Linked DNA regions of Homo sapiens: region 2 is linked to region 1. A link is a loop called in an ENCODE intact Hi-C map of the cell type or tissue named here. Cell type or tissue: heart right ventricle. All regions are shown on one strand.

Region 1 (2,500 bases):
GAACCCTGGAGGAGTATGGGTAGGCAACTTGATGGGTAAAATGGAAAAGGAAGAGGCCGCTTCCCAGAGGCCTGGCCGATGCTAGGTCCCAGAGACTTGAGCATGACAGGGTGGGGGGCCTCCTACAGAAGCCCTGGAAACTCTATCGGTAGAGCTGCCTGTGGGGGCTCCACAATGTCCTGGGATTCATACATTGAAATGTGGAGCATGGTTCCTTGGCCTTCTATATCATTCCCAAAAGGAGTATACTGGTGCCACTCTTCCTGACAATTCTAGGATGATCTAATGCCACAACTAATAGACTGAGAGAGCCTGGGCAACATGGAGAAACCCAGTCTCTTTAAAAAACACAAAAATTAGCCAGGTGTGGTAGCATGTGCCTGTGGTCCCAGCTACTGGGGAGGCTGAGGTGGGAGGATTGCTTGATCCCCAGCAAGTTGAGGCTGCAGTGAGCCATGATAGTACCACTATGTTCCAGCCTGGGCGAAAGAGTGAGACCCTGTCTCAAAAAAAAAAAAAAAAAAAAAAAAGACTGAAGGAGAGAACTCAGACTCAGACTCAGCCAAAGTGGTCAGCAAGGAGGCACACCCCTACAAGGCGGACCCCATTTGAAGCAGGCGAAGGCACCCAATAGAGAACCTGCAGTGAGCATCTCAGAGGCACATGGAGAGGCCTGCACAGAATTCTCTATCTTTTGGCCATAAGGTTAGGAGGTGCTGGTGGGGCCAGAGGAGCTCAGATAAGAGCCAGCTCTCTATATGTGGGGCTCATTTCCATGGGGTTGTGAGAGAGGCCAATCCTTCACAGAAATTAGAATCTGGATGCAAGAAGGCAGCCAGGATCAGATCTGGCCAGATGGCCCCACGGCAGAGATGGGGAAAATGTCACCTTCGAATCCTAAGAAGCTAGGCTCCTGTGCTTTGCCAAAGGCCTCGTGGGCAGCAGTCTGTAGCTCCAGCGGTTTTGCATGCCAGCCTCTGGACTCACTTAACTTCTGCAGCAATCTGTTGGTCCCCAGAGCCACTCTGCACCCTCCAGGAGAACCTACATATGGGCGCTCCAGGGATTTGCCCGCATTAGGATCAGGAGCCCCAGGAAGAGTTAGATGGGAATCCAGGCATCCTGGGCCCTGTGCTTTCGGTGGACAGCTAGATCTTTCTTGTCAAGGTGGAAATAGCGTCTCTGCCCTGGGTGGGAACCCAGACCCAGCCCTGCAATCACGCAGGCAATAAAGTAAGCACTCCACTGTCGACGGGGAGGCCAGGGAGAGAGAGGCTTCTCTTTGAGGCCTCCCACCCCCATCCAATCCAGGAGGTTGCAGTCGCTGTGGGCGGCGGCGGAGGATGCTCGCAGGACACCGCTGCAGTTGCGACCTCTTCCCACTAGATGTCTTCCCAGTTAATCGGAACTCAAGGGCGCTGTCTCTGCTCCTCGGGCCGAGACTCGGTTTCCCCTGCCGCTTTTTGAAGTCTAGCATTCCTCTGTGAAAGCTGGCTTTTCCCTTTTTTTCCTATACTCCCCTTCCCGCCCTGCGCTCTAAATCCTGGCTCTGGAAATCCACCAGAATCAAATGCTGGCTCCCTGCGGGCCCGCGTCGGAGCGGCTCACGCCATTGGAATCTTTTTATGACCTTTGATGTGTTTAAATAACATGGCAAGTCTGAGCACACACCTCGGATTAAACTTTAATCGGCTGCAGTCAAGGTCGCCCAGGTGGTAAAAGCGTTTCCTCCGACGTCTCCTGGCAGACGCTGCGGGGTCCAAGGTCTGGGGCAAAGCCCTAGGCCCCCGCCATACCCTCCTGCCTCTGTCAGGCCTGGGTGGGGGCCAGGCCCAGGGCCACCCCATCGAGCTCCAAAGAGGACTAAGGAAATGGGATCGGAGGTAGACACTCAGGGTGGGCTAATGACCTGAGCACAGTTTTTATAGCTGCTAGACAGAATAGTTAAAAATTCCAAGAAGCACTTTCAATTTCCCCTGACTCCAGAAACTGGTTGAAGGTCTAGTCATGGTCAGTGCCTTATTGCCTCCTCCCCATGGCTCTGCTCCCCTAGGGAGAAAGGGGGTGCTGGTAATGATGTTGCGGCCAAGTTAGCTGACTGTTTTTAAGGTCACCAAACCCATTAACTGTGGGCCAGGATCTAGAACCCAGGCTAAAGCAGCCCTTCTGTGTGTCAGGCTAGACAAGGTTGGCTTCAATTTTATCTGGGATGAGCATATCTTTCTGAGCCAGTATACCTGTCATGGAGAATTGTCATGGGCAGTATTTAGGAAAAGCTCCAAGAACAGGGCAGCATATGTAGTGAGAGCTTACCACTGTGCTTTTAAAAAAGAAGGAATGTACAAAAGGGCTAGAAGGACAGACAAGTCATCAGTAACAGTGCTTCCCCTGGGAAGAACTGGTGTTCAGAGGATCTGAGTAGAGAATTTTTTTTCTATAAAATCTTTTTGTAGTGTTTGTGAAGTGCACCAATTGTATGTATTAGCTATTGAGGTTATAC
Region 2 (2,500 bases), 690 kb after region 1:
TATAACTCCACAGGGGGAAAATGTCAACTGCTGGTCCAGGGAGACTAGTTTCAACCACAAACTCAGGAAATGTACACTATTTGCTGGAACCTGGGCAGAGACTCCATTGCCACCTCACTCCATGGCCAAAACACCTGAGTCTAAGTGACCTGCTGGGGAAAAAAATCACTTGGCTTTCACTGGATCAGAGAACTCAGAAACTGAAGTGACCACTTGAAACTGCAGTCTCAGAAAAAACTGAAAACTCCAAGATGTGTGGTGTGATGTGGCTGTGATTATGAGACTCTGGAGAGGACACATGGTCCAGAGGCCTGCACTGCATGTCGCCAGGAGGCTTGTTCTGGGGCAAAGAAACTGGTGGCCTCCGGGAGTCACTGTATTCACTTTTGTGGTCCTAGTTTTTCTACCTGTTAAAATTGAGATTTGGTTTTATGGATATATGGAATACATCACTGCTAGGGTCCTTCCCAGTTCTAACAGTGAATGATTCCAGCAATAGCACTGTGCAGTATTTTTCAAACTTTGTTTTGACTTCAACCCATTATAAGAAACGTATCTCACGGTGCGACCTGGTGCGCTCACATGTATAAATAGGCCTGCAACCTGCAATTTTGAGATCTCCAAAGCTCTGAAACCTGAAATTTTTTAAAAATAAAGTTTGGCACTAAAACATCATTGGAAGGCAAACTAACCTGACTGGGTGAAAGGCTACTTACAGATTTTATTGTATTTACTGAAAATATTCATGTGTTTCACTGTATAAATATTAATGTACGTGATTATATGGGGCTGCCCCAGACCCTAATGGGGGTATTATGTAATATGAAGTATTTCTACTATATTATCTTTATGAAATCTAAAAAATTATGAATAATGAAACATTTCTGGACTCAAGGACAAGACATTTTAATATAAATATCTGAAACAGAAATTTCACAAAACAATCTTTACTACATGTGATATACTCTGTCATTTTCCTGTTCTATTTCATTTTAACAAAATATGATGGTCATGACCACCACATTGACTTCTTGACCCCCTGGGAGGTCATGGTCTGGAGTCTGAATATATTAGTGTAGCAGTTAAGAGGGTGGGCTTTGGAGGTAGACTGTCTAGATTCAAATCCCTGATCCATGCCCTGCTAGCTGTGTGATGACATTGGGCAAGTTACCTACCTAGCCTTTCGGTGCTGCCATTTTCTCATCTATAAATGGTGACAATGACAGGTCCGACCAAGGGTTGTGGTGAGGATTAAGTAAGTTAATATTCATAAAGCACTTAGAACAGGGCCTGACACTTCGTGCTTAACAAATGTCAGGTTCCTGGTTCATAAAAGAAGTGATTAACATGCTGGGCACGGTGGCTCACGCCTGTAATCCCAGCACTTTGGGAGGCCGAGATGGGCAGATCACAAGGTCAGGAGATCGAGACCATCTTGGCTAACACAGTGAAACCCCATCTCTACTAAAAATACAAAAAATTAGCCAGGCATGGCAGCATGTGCCTGTAGTCCCAGCTACTCAGGAGGCTGAGGCAGGAGAATGGCGTGAACCTGGGAGGCGGAGCCTGCAGTGAGCCGAGATCGCGCCACTGCACTCCAGCCTGGGCGACAGAGCGAGACTCCGTCTTAAAAAAAAAAAAAAAAAAAAAAAGAAGTGACTAACACTTGTACTGGAAATCTTAACTCGCAAACCTTTCACCTTCTGCCATCTACACTAGCATTTGGTTACTTTGGGGCACGGAATATTAGGATTTTAAATACTGCCATCATGAGTTTTGCTGATTCTGAAAGCAAAGAGCCACCTTTACTGATTCTGCAGGCATTAATGTTATTTTTATTTATTTTTTGGCTCACTCTGTCGCCCAGGCTGGAATGCAGTAGCATGATCATGGCTCACTAGCAGCCGTGTGATTTTCTCATGTCAGCCTCCTGAGTAGCTGGGACTACAGGCGTTCACCACCACATCTGGATAATTTTTTGTACTTTTTGTAAAGATGGGGTTTTACCATGTTGCCCAGGCTAGTTTTGAACTCCTGGGATCAAGCAATCTGCCCACTTTGGTCTCCCAAAGTGTTGGGATTACAGGCGTGAGCCACTGTGCCCGGCCCAGGCATCTATTAAATTGCAATGGTATCTATTAAATGGCAATCACAGGCAAATTCAAGAAGACAGATACAATAACTACTCATGAACAGAAAAAGAAGGTTCCTCTCATTAGACAACACGCTGGGGCCCATCTATAAACTCATACACCTCTTCTTACTTCCTGGCCTTGATTTCTAGAGTAGAACAAAATTATAGAGGGTCTTTCCAGCAGGACAGGCAACAGGAGACCCTCCATGCCATGAGCTGCTGGACTGACATCCTTCCATCCAGCTAAGGGCTGTTCTCTGCTTGGCAGATTCATCAAGTTGCACAAGGCTCTGACTTCGTCTGCTAGCAGACCCTCTGTAGAACATCACATCCAACTATGCTTCATTTGAAGTTCAAAAGCTTTGT

What was found. A loop is a pair of places that touch in the nucleus more often than their neighbours do. Peaks named below come from ENCODE experiments on the same cell type or tissue, not always from the same donor. Only the 100,000 strongest peaks of a DNase experiment are listed, where the experiment ranks them.
Region 2: it touches region 1 in a loop (8-fold over the local background); 8 of 110 quality-filtered maps call a loop at or near these places.

What each region holds. Positions count from the first base shown.
Region 1 is chr7:27,209,141-27,211,640 of GRCh38, forward strand. No RefSeq gene overlaps it. Among named protein-coding and RNA genes, the nearest start is that of HOTTIP, 10 kb to the left of the region's middle. RefSeq lists enhancers at 1,207-1,707, 1,708-2,208. In heart right ventricle, CTCF peaks have their summits at 1,382 and 1,581; a DNase peak (open chromatin) is centred at 1,391; H3K4me3 peaks cover 436 bases; H3K27me3 peaks cover 2,500 bases.
Region 2 is chr7:27,901,387-27,903,886 of GRCh38, forward strand. The region is part of intron 2 of JAZF1 (JAZF zinc finger 1); the gene reads right to left. Among named protein-coding and RNA genes, the nearest start is that of TAX1BP1-AS1, 160 kb to the left of the region's middle. In heart right ventricle, no CTCF peak of the experiment used is centred here; no DNase peak of the experiment used is centred here; H3K4me3 peaks cover 394 bases; H3K27ac peaks cover 418 bases.